3 separate regions of the Homo sapiens genome follow, and regions 2 and 3 are each linked to region 1. Evidence: chromatin contacts called from ENCODE Hi-C or POLR2A ChIA-PET data. All regions are on one chromosome and are shown on one strand. Each heading gives the region's core, a stretch centred on a gene start or an enhancer-like site at or near the end of the contact. The rest is flanking DNA. Distances are from core to core; before and after follow the strand shown. Region 1 has its middle 210 kb from the start of LINC01871. Region 2 has its middle 110 kb from the start of LINC01814. Region 3 has its middle 110 kb from the start of LINC00299.

What was found. Hi-C counts contacts between places; a loop is a spot of excess contacts on that map. ChIA-PET counts read pairs that join two places held with the same protein, here RNA polymerase II (POLR2A). Pooled maps may share reads with other maps.
Region 2: a loop to region 1 is called in a map with no recorded cell type, with 2.5 times the contacts of the local background. The contact joins two enhancer-like sites. A Hi-C loop is called at or near these places in 1 of 168 maps with a recorded cell type or tissue (GM12878), 1 of 37 single-sample maps with no recorded cell type and 5 of 50 pooled maps.
Region 3: a loop to region 1 is called in a map with no recorded cell type, with 2.8 times the contacts of the local background. The contact joins two enhancer-like sites. A Hi-C loop is called at or near these places in 1 of 37 single-sample maps with no recorded cell type. POLR2A ChIA-PET finds 5 or more read pairs at or near these places in 1 of 52 experiments (OCI-LY7).

The regions. Positions count from the first base shown.
Region 1 is chr2:7,515,564-7,519,250 of GRCh38, reverse strand. No RefSeq gene overlaps it. Among named protein-coding and RNA genes, the nearest start is that of LINC01871, 210 kb to the left of the region's middle. Within about 2 kb of position 1,995, at least 2 of the 41 ENCODE cell types and tissues checked have a DNase peak (open chromatin) inside an H3K27ac peak, as active enhancers do.
Region 2 is chr2:8,476,087-8,479,773 of GRCh38, reverse strand. No RefSeq gene overlaps it. Among named protein-coding and RNA genes, the nearest start is that of LINC01814, 110 kb to the left of the region's middle. Within about 2 kb of position 2,098, at least 12 of the 41 ENCODE cell types and tissues checked have a DNase peak (open chromatin) inside an H3K27ac peak, as active enhancers do.
Region 3 is chr2:8,437,107-8,440,793 of GRCh38, reverse strand. No RefSeq gene overlaps it. Among named protein-coding and RNA genes, the nearest start is that of LINC00299, 110 kb to the right of the region's middle. RefSeq lists an enhancer at 1-393. Within about 2 kb of position 1,718, at least 5 of the 41 ENCODE cell types and tissues checked have a DNase peak (open chromatin) inside an H3K27ac peak, as active enhancers do.

The sequences.
Region 1 (3,687 bases), core at 746-3,245:
TTCTCTGCTTTCTTTTATTGCTTTTAACATCTCCATTCTTCATCCTCTAAAAAAATTGAACCCACTACTTACCTATCCTTATTTTCTAATGTAAACTCCAACCCAATTCATGCAGAGCAAGGTCACCACTGGAAGGAACCACCAAGGACATCTGGTCCCCGCTCCTTTCTCCCTCTTTCTCACAAGCTCCTGGAGACGGCAGTTCTGCTTCTCTGAGAACTACACTTTGAGTAGCAGCCAAGGCTTTAAACTCAACACTTTGTGCCTCAGCATCAGTTGTCCTGGCTTCTAATGCGATAAATGAATCTTTCTGCTTCATCCTGAAATTCAGGCCCTTAAACATGCTCAGGTTTGGTTCTGGCTCTCCTATTCCTTTTACCTGAAGATTAAATGTCACTTATTGATACTATTCAGTCCTTTTTCAGGGATGACATCCCAAATCACACCTGTAAAACTTGTCTCAAAATAAGAGTAATGCTCTTGAATCCCTACTGCAATGTCTGGGGTTATGGCACCACCTGCACCTGCCCTGAGGCTGTTGAATGCTGTGTTGCCACATCTCCCAACCAGACTCGCTGCTGGATCTACCATCTTCCCATCATGCACCTGCCTTGATGCCCCCAACTCTGGATGCTTTTGGAAGCTTCGAGTGTCACTTGTTACAAGTTATTCCGGAGAGCCCTCCTCCTCACAAATGTTCCCTAGGGAACAGGCCCTAAAAAGGTAAAGCATCTCAGTCATGCTCTAGAATTATGCAATTCCCCTTCCCAAAGAAGTGTCATTTTGCCTAAGCGAGACTTCAAATTGATTTTTCTAAGCAGACTTAAATAGAAAGCACTTTCTCTAAAGGGATGACATTCAGAAACATGCTATAATCTGTATTGGGGCTCCTCAGTTATGACCAGAAGACTGGGGTTTGAGTCTTATTATTTTTAATTCCATTTAATTTATTTTCTATAAGATATAAAATCTATACTGATGAATCTCTAAGCAATTCCTCCACCTCCAACCTCTCTCCCGAGCCCTATTCCTGTGAGGTCAAAATATGTTCACTTAGAAATCCAGACAAATCCTGGTATGCTACTTGTCTTCCCCAAATATCGTAGGTGTCTTCCTTTGGTTAATGACCATGGCATCCTTTTAGTCACTTGGGCTAAAAATATGATCACTTTTGTTCCTCTCTCACTCTTGTCACCCACATTAAATCAGTTACCCTGGTTTATTGTTTCTCCTTCTTTTATTCATCTGAGGTTCACTTCTCCTTTTCATTGTATTCTATTATTACTCAATTTAGGCAATTATTATCTCTGATCCATACTTTCATAATCATCTTCAGTTGGTTCCTGGACTTTTATTCTCAGATTACTTTCTTTTCTACATTACTTCCAGGTTCATTTTCTACCTCAAAAGTCATCTACAAAATAAAACCACCTCCAGAAAAAAACACGTACTTCTCAGATGGTTGTTAACTGTCCCCCAAATCTGTCCTCAGTTTGTCTGCCTAATCTACTCTTTAGTGAGCTTATTGTTGTAGTCTATAATGCAGTTTCTCAAACATTATTTCCTTTAATAATTGCATCAGCTGTGTGAGTTGGTATAGCCTCTATGATCTTTTCATTATTTCATTTTACAAATAAGAAAATAAATATACAAAAAATTGTCTGACAATTGGCATCAGTCATTCAAAGTCACACTGGAGTAAGAAAGAAAAGCAAATTCAAAGCTCACACCCTCACTGTTTTTCTGTCTCCCCAGAACGTTTGTTGAAATGTCAATTCTGAAAATGCCTTGCTCTCTCTCTAGGCAGAACTAGTTTCCCCCACCCTGGGTTCCCAAAAGACTTTCCAAATACACTTCCTTGGACACAGATCACATGCAAAGTGAGTATGTATGTTCATGTTGGTTTACAGTGAGATTCTTGCGGGAAGGAACTGTGCTTCTGTTTGTGCCTGGCGTTTGTCATGTGGCAGGATCTGACACATGGCGACAGGAAGCGCTGCATAATGAATAACTGCATCTCTTTATTACGTAGTTTGAGACACGCACTGATACCTAGTGCAGTAGGACATTCCTAGCCCCTAAAGAAGTCACAATCATATTTTGATTTTGACAGGGAAGGCTATTTACTTGCTCTACAGCATGTGTGAATGTGTGCATCTTGCTAAACCTGAGACCAGAATTTATTTTGGAAAATCAACTGACCACTCTAGTTGTAAAATAGAAAATAGATTTTGTGAGAACCTAAATTCTTATCATGAGTCACAGTGAGTTAGGGCGTAAAGTCATGTCTGGTTTTGAAAGAACATTTGTATTCTTCTGCAAACGCCTTTAATAAGAATTTAGCTATTAGTAGAGCATGAGTTTTTTATAGATTTAACCTAAGTTGAACCAATAAATTTATCCAACCTCTGATGGTTCCATAAAATGACTAATATTGAACATTTTAATATTTTATGAGTGACTAAGCAACATCTTGACTGTTTGCTGGTGGAAGATGTACTTAACTGGGAATTACAATAAGGAATCTAAAGCTTTGCTTTTTATTATGGTTTAATAGGTTTAGTCTTGCAAATTTCAAGAAAATGAATGATGTCAAGAAAAGAAATAAGGCTTATGTTATTAACTGTAGGTAGTGAAAGAGTCCAGAACTAGCAGCAAGATGATCAATTGGACAAAACATATGTTTAGGAATTCATTAATGCTGAGTCATTGCAGTTCATTAGGTTGAGTGAAATATGGGTGAGAATATAATTGATTGAAACAGTGGTTCCTGATCATCACCAGGCACTGTCTGTTTGATATTTGGAAAAACCTCTGTCATTAGGAGGAATTCTTGAGTCTCATAGGTGTTTTTGAAGGGTAAACATCATAGCACTTGCTCTGTATAACCCTAAATAAACATATTTCCCATTGCCTGTCTGTGCATAATCATATCATCTGCATTAGAACCAAGTGTGAAGGTGGCTCTGGTCTGCATATTCCATCTGCATGGTATGAAGAAGTTGGAAAACTCTGGTGCCTTTCAATTCTAAGCATTAGGTTTTCACATTTTCAGAGCCAAAGACCAACACCTAATGTGTGTACTTAGGCTGATTGAATAATTACTCTGGGAAAATGCCATGTTATAAGATGATGCACAAGGCAAGAAACTGCCTCGCTGGCTGCCCAGCACTCAACTTCAGTACCCTGATTGTAATCTCAAAGCATCAAATTGGTGGATCCCTAGCACAAATGCCTTTCCTTTTTATTTTTCATATTTAATCTTTTTTTCTTATTTTTCAAATTCATATGACCATTGCTGATTTGAATTGTTAAACAACTGGAAAGTATTTCTATAACTATAATGGTAAAATATATTCTAGACTCAATAGTCCGATTATATTTGAGAAAGAAAAATATCCCAGAGATCAAGGCATAATATTTGATATTAAAAATACTTTTCTTCTATTCTTTCTCCAAAGTTTCTTTTTCATCATTCCCTATATGTTAGTTTGTTCTCTGTCCTAAAATCAGCTCACATTTACCCACATTGTGTTAAATATTTTTCCTATTATATGCTTATAACTGAAGTTCTTCAGTGCTTTTAATGAAGTGCTCTACTGGGAGCCAGTTCTAACCCAGAAAACCAAACTAGATCTAGAAATAGAAGTCAACAATATGTGGTTTTTACATTTGAAGAGTTCACAG
Region 2 (3,687 bases), core at 849-3,348, 960 kb before region 1:
AGGTGGGATTTTTGAACCTCTCCTGGAAGTTTAAGGAGGGAGGTTTGGGGCCTGGAATACTTTTGATAAAAATAAAGCCAGAGCAAAGTGAAAACCACAGCAGAGCTCCCATCTGAGCTGGTGCTGGTGTCCAGAGCTGAATCCCACAGTCTCTGCTGCCAGCCTGTGTTCTACTGCTGAGCCAGGTCCTCTAACGTGATAGGGTTGTCATTGAGTCTCTCCAGAACAGGCTGGCGAGCGTGGTAGATTATCTCTCCAGTCAACTAGACCACTGATAAGAGGGCTCGACTTCCCTGTCGGAGCTCGTAAGGCAGGCGTGGCATTTCCCTTGCTTTCCTCTGGCCTCCCTTCATGCTTCCTTTGCTTTCCTTGCCTGCCTGGGCCATGGGGACAGCTCTGTTCACGTCTCCTCCTCTCCAGACATGTGCCTCTAGCGCAGTGCAATCCGATAAAAATGGAACGTGAGCCACGTAGGTCACTTCAAACTATCTAGCAGCCACGTTTTAAAAAGGAAAAGAAATGCATGGAAATAAAAATGATTTTAGTTAATCCATATATTAAAATATAATTTTAACATAGATTCAATAAGATTCAATAGAAACATGATTAAGATATTTTACACTTTTTTCATAAGAAGATTTTGAAGCCTGGTGTGTATTTTACACTTTACGTATTTCAATTCATATTAGTCAAATTTTGAGCAATCAATAGACACATGTGGCTAGTGGCACCATCGTGGAGGGTACTGGAGAGTACACGTGTAGAAGACAGATACCATGATATTCATCTCTTTATCTCCAGGACCTGACCAACAGTGGACCCTTCATAAGTACTTAATGAATAAATATGAACACGCTGCTAGAAACGGGCCTTTTTCAAACATAGGTATTGGCTGGGGGTGGAGGTGGGGGCAGAACAGAAAACCCTGGAACACTGTACTTGGTAATACAGAGCATGGACTTACATTCTCACACCTTGGGTAGGGCTGCATCAGCAGCTGACCCAGATACCTTGGAATTCCTTAGCTTCTTTCTGTCTCTGTTTCCTCATCTGTAAAAAGAGATAGCGACACCTGTCTTGCAAGATGCTGGGAAGATTAAATGAATAGGCGTACACCAAGTGCTAAGTACCCGACATGCCCATAAGCACTGAAGAAGCAGTAGCCACAGTTACTTTAAACCAGAGATTCTGTCAGTCATATGGACAACTCATACTTTAGTAGCAGCAGGATGGTTTGGCCAGGGCTTTCGTGCTGGTCCTGAAGTTGGCTGTGTCCCAGTGGTAGGACTCTTGTGGTATAGATTTTCTCATTTTGGGAGCACTCTTGACAAGGGGTCACGAAGCAATTTGTGGTGTTTGTCTTTTTGGCTGTAGCTGTGGAAAGTCATGTGCCAACCCTGGGGCTTAGGGTTTAGTCAGCAAGGGCACGTGTGGAATGAGGGGGGCCCTACTCTGGGAGCCCATAGTACCCCCCAAGCCTGAGGGCTCAGCTTCCCGTGGGAGCCTGGGCTGACTTAGGGCAGCCAGGCCCCTTCAGAGCAGGGTGAAGACCTGGACCCCGCTGCCTGCTGTCTGTGCCCCCTCGGCCATCCTCGTATGCTCCGCCCCTCTACCCTGTCCTTTGGACGCCCCCTGACTTTTTCCCCTAAATTGACTGAATTGAAATTTACTTGTTTGAAACAATAGAAACCACGTGTTTCCTGATCATACCTAGCTTTGAAAACAGAAAGTGGGCAAAACAAGCCAGGCGCATAGTGGCATTGAGAAAGGCAAAGGCTAACTTCATTAAAAAGCTTCTTTGTGGTATCAGGCAGGAAGTGAAACAGCTTTAAATGGCAAACATTTCTCAATCATTTAATGCACCAGTAAGCTTGGCATTCTTTCTCCTTTGTCCCCTTAAAGAAAAAGAGAGCCCAGATATAACTCAGATGAGGAGGGGGAGGGCCCGATCCTGTGTGTTGGAGGAGTTCCCTGGAGCATTGGTCCTCACCCCCATGAAGCTTCACGGGAGGACCAATGTCAGACGTGGGTGCAGAGGACAGTGCAGTTTCTCTTGTGTGGCTGAGCCTGGGCCACCCCGGATGGATCGCTGACTTCTTGTTGGTGCCACTCACCAGCTAGTTCTCTCAAATCTGTTACCATCAGAAGCCCGGTAAATGGCAAACTTTCCTTGTTAACATGTAGGTCCATTTCCTGGGGATAGTGAAACCCCAGTCCCCACAGGTAGCATTGACCTCTGTTGCCAAATGCCATTATCCTGGTGTCCACTGCATGTTAGGCTCTTTCCACAGAAACCAAAAACACAGACAAGTGTGATAGGCTGAATCCTTTCTTGAAGAAAAAAATTGCACGTACATATTGAATAGCAAACCAATCAAAATGAAAAGGAAAACCAGAAGATGGATGCCACTGATACACGCTTGCTTAGTTGCACTTTTTAAGATTCATTTATAGATGTCAAATAGGATATGAACACATGGAGGTGTGCAGTAAATACTCCTTAATTGATGAAAAGGCAGACATATATGTGAAGATTTTTAGGGAAATACTTTTTTGGGGAAATAGCAGCCAGTTTAAGTTGGTAACATAAATGGTGCCAGATGAAATCATATTGACTGAGACCAAAGTCCAGCCAATATGAAATCGCTCTCAAATGTAATGACTTTAGCATAAAAATTCTGAGTGGTTTCCCACATCTCGTTAACCTTTGTACTGCTCTGCAGCCGTAGGGGCCAGGCATTCTCATAGGGCACTAAGGAAGTGAGAGGTGTGCCTTAAGGTGTGGCTGTAACTCACATTTCTTTTTTTTTTTTTTTTTTTTTTTTGAGACGGAGTCTCGCTCTGTTGCCCAGGCCGGACTGCGGACTGCAGTGGCGCAATCTCGGCTCACTGCAAGCTCCGCTTCCCGGGTTCACGCCATTCTCCTGCCTCAGCCTCCCGAGTAGCTGGGACTACAGGCGCCCGCCACCGCGCCCGGCTAATTTTTTGTATTTTTAGTAGAGACGGGGTTTCACCTTGTTAGCCAGGATGGTCTCGATCTCCTGACCTCATGATCCACCCGCCTCGGCCTCCCAAAGTGCTGGGATTACAGGCTGTAACTCACATTTCTGGACTTCCATTATCATCCTGTCTAATCCTATCATCACCCTGCTGCATCTGGCAAAATCCCCCTGTTCTTGAGCCTCCAAGTGGGTGAATTGGCTCCCATATCACCTCATTCCTGCTGTTGGCACAGGGCTAGTCCACGGTGTCGCAACTGTTTGTTTAGTGTCTGTCTTTCCCATACAAGCTCCTCCAGGGCACAGATCCAGAATTATACACCCCAACATCCCAGTAACTCCCACAGTGTCTGGTAGGTAATAGTTTAATAAAAGCTGGTTGAATGAAAGAGCAGGTACATTCTTTGGTGTTCAGAGTTATTAATTCCGTTTGTTGTTGGTGTTTTCTTGTGGTAGATTTCGAGTCTTGCTTCTCATAGTTATTTTTTTTTCCTAAGATATGTAATGAAGGCAGACTTCTCACCTTGCAAAAGGTTAGTCCCATTTCTAAAGCAATTTTATGGGCTCCTTTGAGAGTCTGGAAATGTCTCCTATATCTCTCGGGAGAATCCTAGGTGAGGGGTTGGCAAATGTAGCTGCAAACCAAAAGAGCTTGCCCTTGGAGTTAAGTGGAAAGGGCGTTGTGTCC
Region 3 (3,687 bases), core at 469-2,968, 920 kb before region 1:
CAGGTGTGAGCCACTGTGCCCAGCCTCAGCTACATCTTTCAAAGACAGTTCCATGGTTTTATCAGGCCAGCAGCTTTCTGGATGGTGGTAGGACCCAAAAGGATGGCCACGGATTTCATGATCCCATGCTGTGCCACCTCTGTTGCAAGGTCGGACACTTGGTCTGATGCAATGTTTTGTGGGATCATGTGCTGGCAAATCAAACATGCCATGGGCCCTTGGGCATTGGAGCTGGCTGAAGCCCTTGGGCAGGAAAGGTCAGGCTGTAAGTGAATGATGATTTGATTCTAGTCAACAAATTGCCTGTTGTGTCAGCACCATGGTGGCAGTGATAGGGGCTGGCAGCAGCTGGCCAGTTGCACACTTGGATGCTTAGTTCTTCCCAGTGGTGCTTGCGCTCTGGCGGGTGTGAACACGCTCTGCACCCATGCCCAGCACCCATGATGTGCTGCTCCCATGAGCTCGCTTCAATCTTCTGATCTTGCTTTCTTCTCCCAAGCAGCCTGCCAGGTGTCCCACATGAACGCAGCCTGTTCTGGTTCTCCTTCCTGATAAGAGTGGAAAAGAATGCATTCACCCGGTATGGGCTGCATTCCTGGGCCACAGGCCACCAAGCTCACCTGCACCAGGAAAGCTGCTCCCCACCAGTTACAAACAGCAACTGCCTGATCGAGTTGCAGATGTCCATTGTCATCCTCTAGGGTCTGTCGGGATTTTCTAGGGCCAGACGTGAATTAAATAGGGGTGTGCTGGGTGCAGCCCTCGCATCCTCTAGGTGTTTAATCTCTGGCATTTCCTCTGGGATGTGATATTATTTTTGATTTCCTGCATTGATGTGTGTGTCTGGGAGTGGGGGGCCTCCACTTGAACTTCCCCATGGTGGTAGTTCCTACCACCGACTCCTAGGAACTAATGTGGCAGTTTTACCAATTTCAAAAGTCAGTTTGAATTCTACATTTGGAGGCTGGGGAAAGGGCTCCTGGTTGGGTCTATGGACCCAGGGGAGTCACTGTGAGCTGGGTTTGGTTACCTCTTCCTTCAAAACCGGCCCCTGCACACCTCCACTCTAACAGAGGGTTCAGGACCAGGCCTAGGTCCCTAGGTACCAGTGTCGCCTCAGATCCTGTGCCCAGTGGTCCTCACATGGCATGTGTCTCTTTGTGGACGATCTGGGGGAGAATGTTTGTACAGACACTGCTGTGATGGGGGAGAATGTTTGTATAGACACTGCTGTGATGTTGGAGGGTCCTTCCTCCCGGGGCTCACCCTCTCCCTCAGTCAGTGGGTTCCAGGTCTGAAAATGAGCTCAGCTCCAGGGCTGAAATGTAGCTTTCTATTGGTCATTTTCCTGAAGCCTCTTGACTAGTTTCCCTTGAGAAAAGCTTTTGCTAAGGGTGTGTGGATTGAGAGGTGCCCTTTTCTCCTGCTATATATCTACCCTTTGCAGATGGGGTCAGGTGCTCCAGCTGCCACTCTGGGCTTGATGCCCTGTGTCACTGTGCCTACCTTGCTCCCTGCCAAATGACACACTAGCTTCTGTTGTTGTGGGATTCCATTGGCCTCCTTTGCATTCAAGAGTCCAATTCTGTAACAACAGCATAGCCGCCCCGCTTGTTTCCGCAGGCTCCCTCTCAGCAGTGCGTTCTTTATCTAGCTGGTAACTGGCATGTTCTCTGGTTGAAGGGCGTGGCTGGCTTTCCGAGCTGATGTGCTGGACCTGCTCTAGAGGGCATACTCCTCTGAGCCTTTCTGTCCCTTCCTTCATGGGCAGGAGGGCGGCCCAGGCATTTCTGCTTAACTTAGTATGGACCTTTGCTTCCTTCAGGCTCCTAGGAGCCCTCCTAGAGCACGTTAGCACTGCTTAGGGGCCTTGCCAGAGTTTACAACCCTGGATCATGGAAGGGCAGGCCCACACTGATAAACTCTCCCTATTCCAAGCTTAGGTTCTGACCGTCTTAGTCTTGTACCCTCAGAACCCAGCCCCACACATTCTCCTGGTTTCTGCCCATGCCTCTCCATGAGGTCTTGCAGCTTCTCTGGGGGCCTTTCTTCCTGTAGCAGGCACTTCCTGCACTTCCCCATCTATGTACTGCTGTGACCTGAACCTCATGATCAGCCCGGTTAGCGGGAGGGGAAGTGGGGGCAGAGGCCCAGGGGTGCATGCATCAGGGAGATGCCCACATTGTCTTGTGGGGCAGAGCTTCTGCAGCAGGGGTCCCCAGTCTTTCTGGCACCAGGAACTGGTTTTGTGGAAGACAGTTTTTCCATAGACTGGGGGTGGGGGGTGGTTTCAGGATGACTCAAGCACATTACCTTTATTGTACAATTTATTTCTATTATTATTACATTGTAATATATAATAAAATAATTATGCAACTCACCATCGTGTAGAATAAGTGGGAGCCCTGAGCTTGTTTTCCTGCAACTAGATGGTCCCATCTGGGGGTGATGGGAGACAGTGACAGATCATCAGGCATTAGATTCTCATAAGGAGCATGTGACCTAGATCCTTTGCCTGTGCGGCTCACAACAGAGTTCGTGCTCCTATGAGAACCTAATGCTGCTGCTGATCTGGCAGGAGGCGGAGCTCAGGTGGTGATGCTCACTTGCCCGCTGCTCACCTCCTGCTATGTGGCCTGGTTCCTAACAGGCCATGGATGGATACTGGTTCATGGTCCAGGGGTTGGGGACCCCTGCCTTGCAGCATTTTTCAAGTGGGGGGAGCACTAGCCTTTAACAAGGAGGAGAGAGACCCTTCTGCAAGGCCAGAGTGTTCTCACAGTTGTTGGGGGGATGTTGACCCGGATGTCCCCATCCCAAATATTAGAGTCCCACTCCTTTACAACCAGGTCCTCAGCTGGCATGGCAGACTTGTCAGGGCTGAAAGTTCAGCCATCTCTGGAGCTCTTCTGCCCTTGTAATTCAAGCCTAAGCCAGCTCTTCAGCTTTTCCTGCCATCTGGCTGAAGGAGATGTGAGCCTACCTACTTATATGCTGCCAGGAAGGTTTTCTGACTCACACGCTTCACCTGAGGTTGGTGATTAATAACTCTCAGGCTTTCATTGTCTTTCTCCAATAAATGATGCCACTTAGCAACGGCCATTCAATTCCATTATCCTTGTGATGACCACTTCCCCAGAACCTCTCCAGAGTCTTAGGCATTATACTCGTGGTGTCTGTCCAGTTCCCCACTGGTGGAAGCTCTCACAGTTGCACACCACAGCCTGATGGGAGCCTCTGGTATTCCACCTGCCATGGTGTTGGGCCTTATTGCCAGCTGTGCATGTTTGGGGGGTGAATGCTGTGCTCTCCAATGCCAAATTCTCTCTCGATGGCTATTTATAGATGCTCTGTAATGGATCAGGCACTCTGGGAATGTGATGGGGATGCCATCCTTCACTTCTCAGTTGAATGAACAGCACATGATGCACGTGCGTTCTCTCTGCATTGATATTAATCCATGTCTGTGCGTGTATACGGAGGTCAGGGCAGACACCTGTCAGTGCCGGAGATGGTAATCCCACTGGGAGTGACCAGGGCTCTGAGAAAGACCTAGGAGCCTTCACAGTCCAGAAGAGAGGAGAAACTTAGGCCGAAAATCGACTCATTTTAAAAGGCAGAAGTGGATAAAGACTTACTTCAATGAAGATAGAGAAAGACAAGATTTGAAGATCTGGTGAATCAATA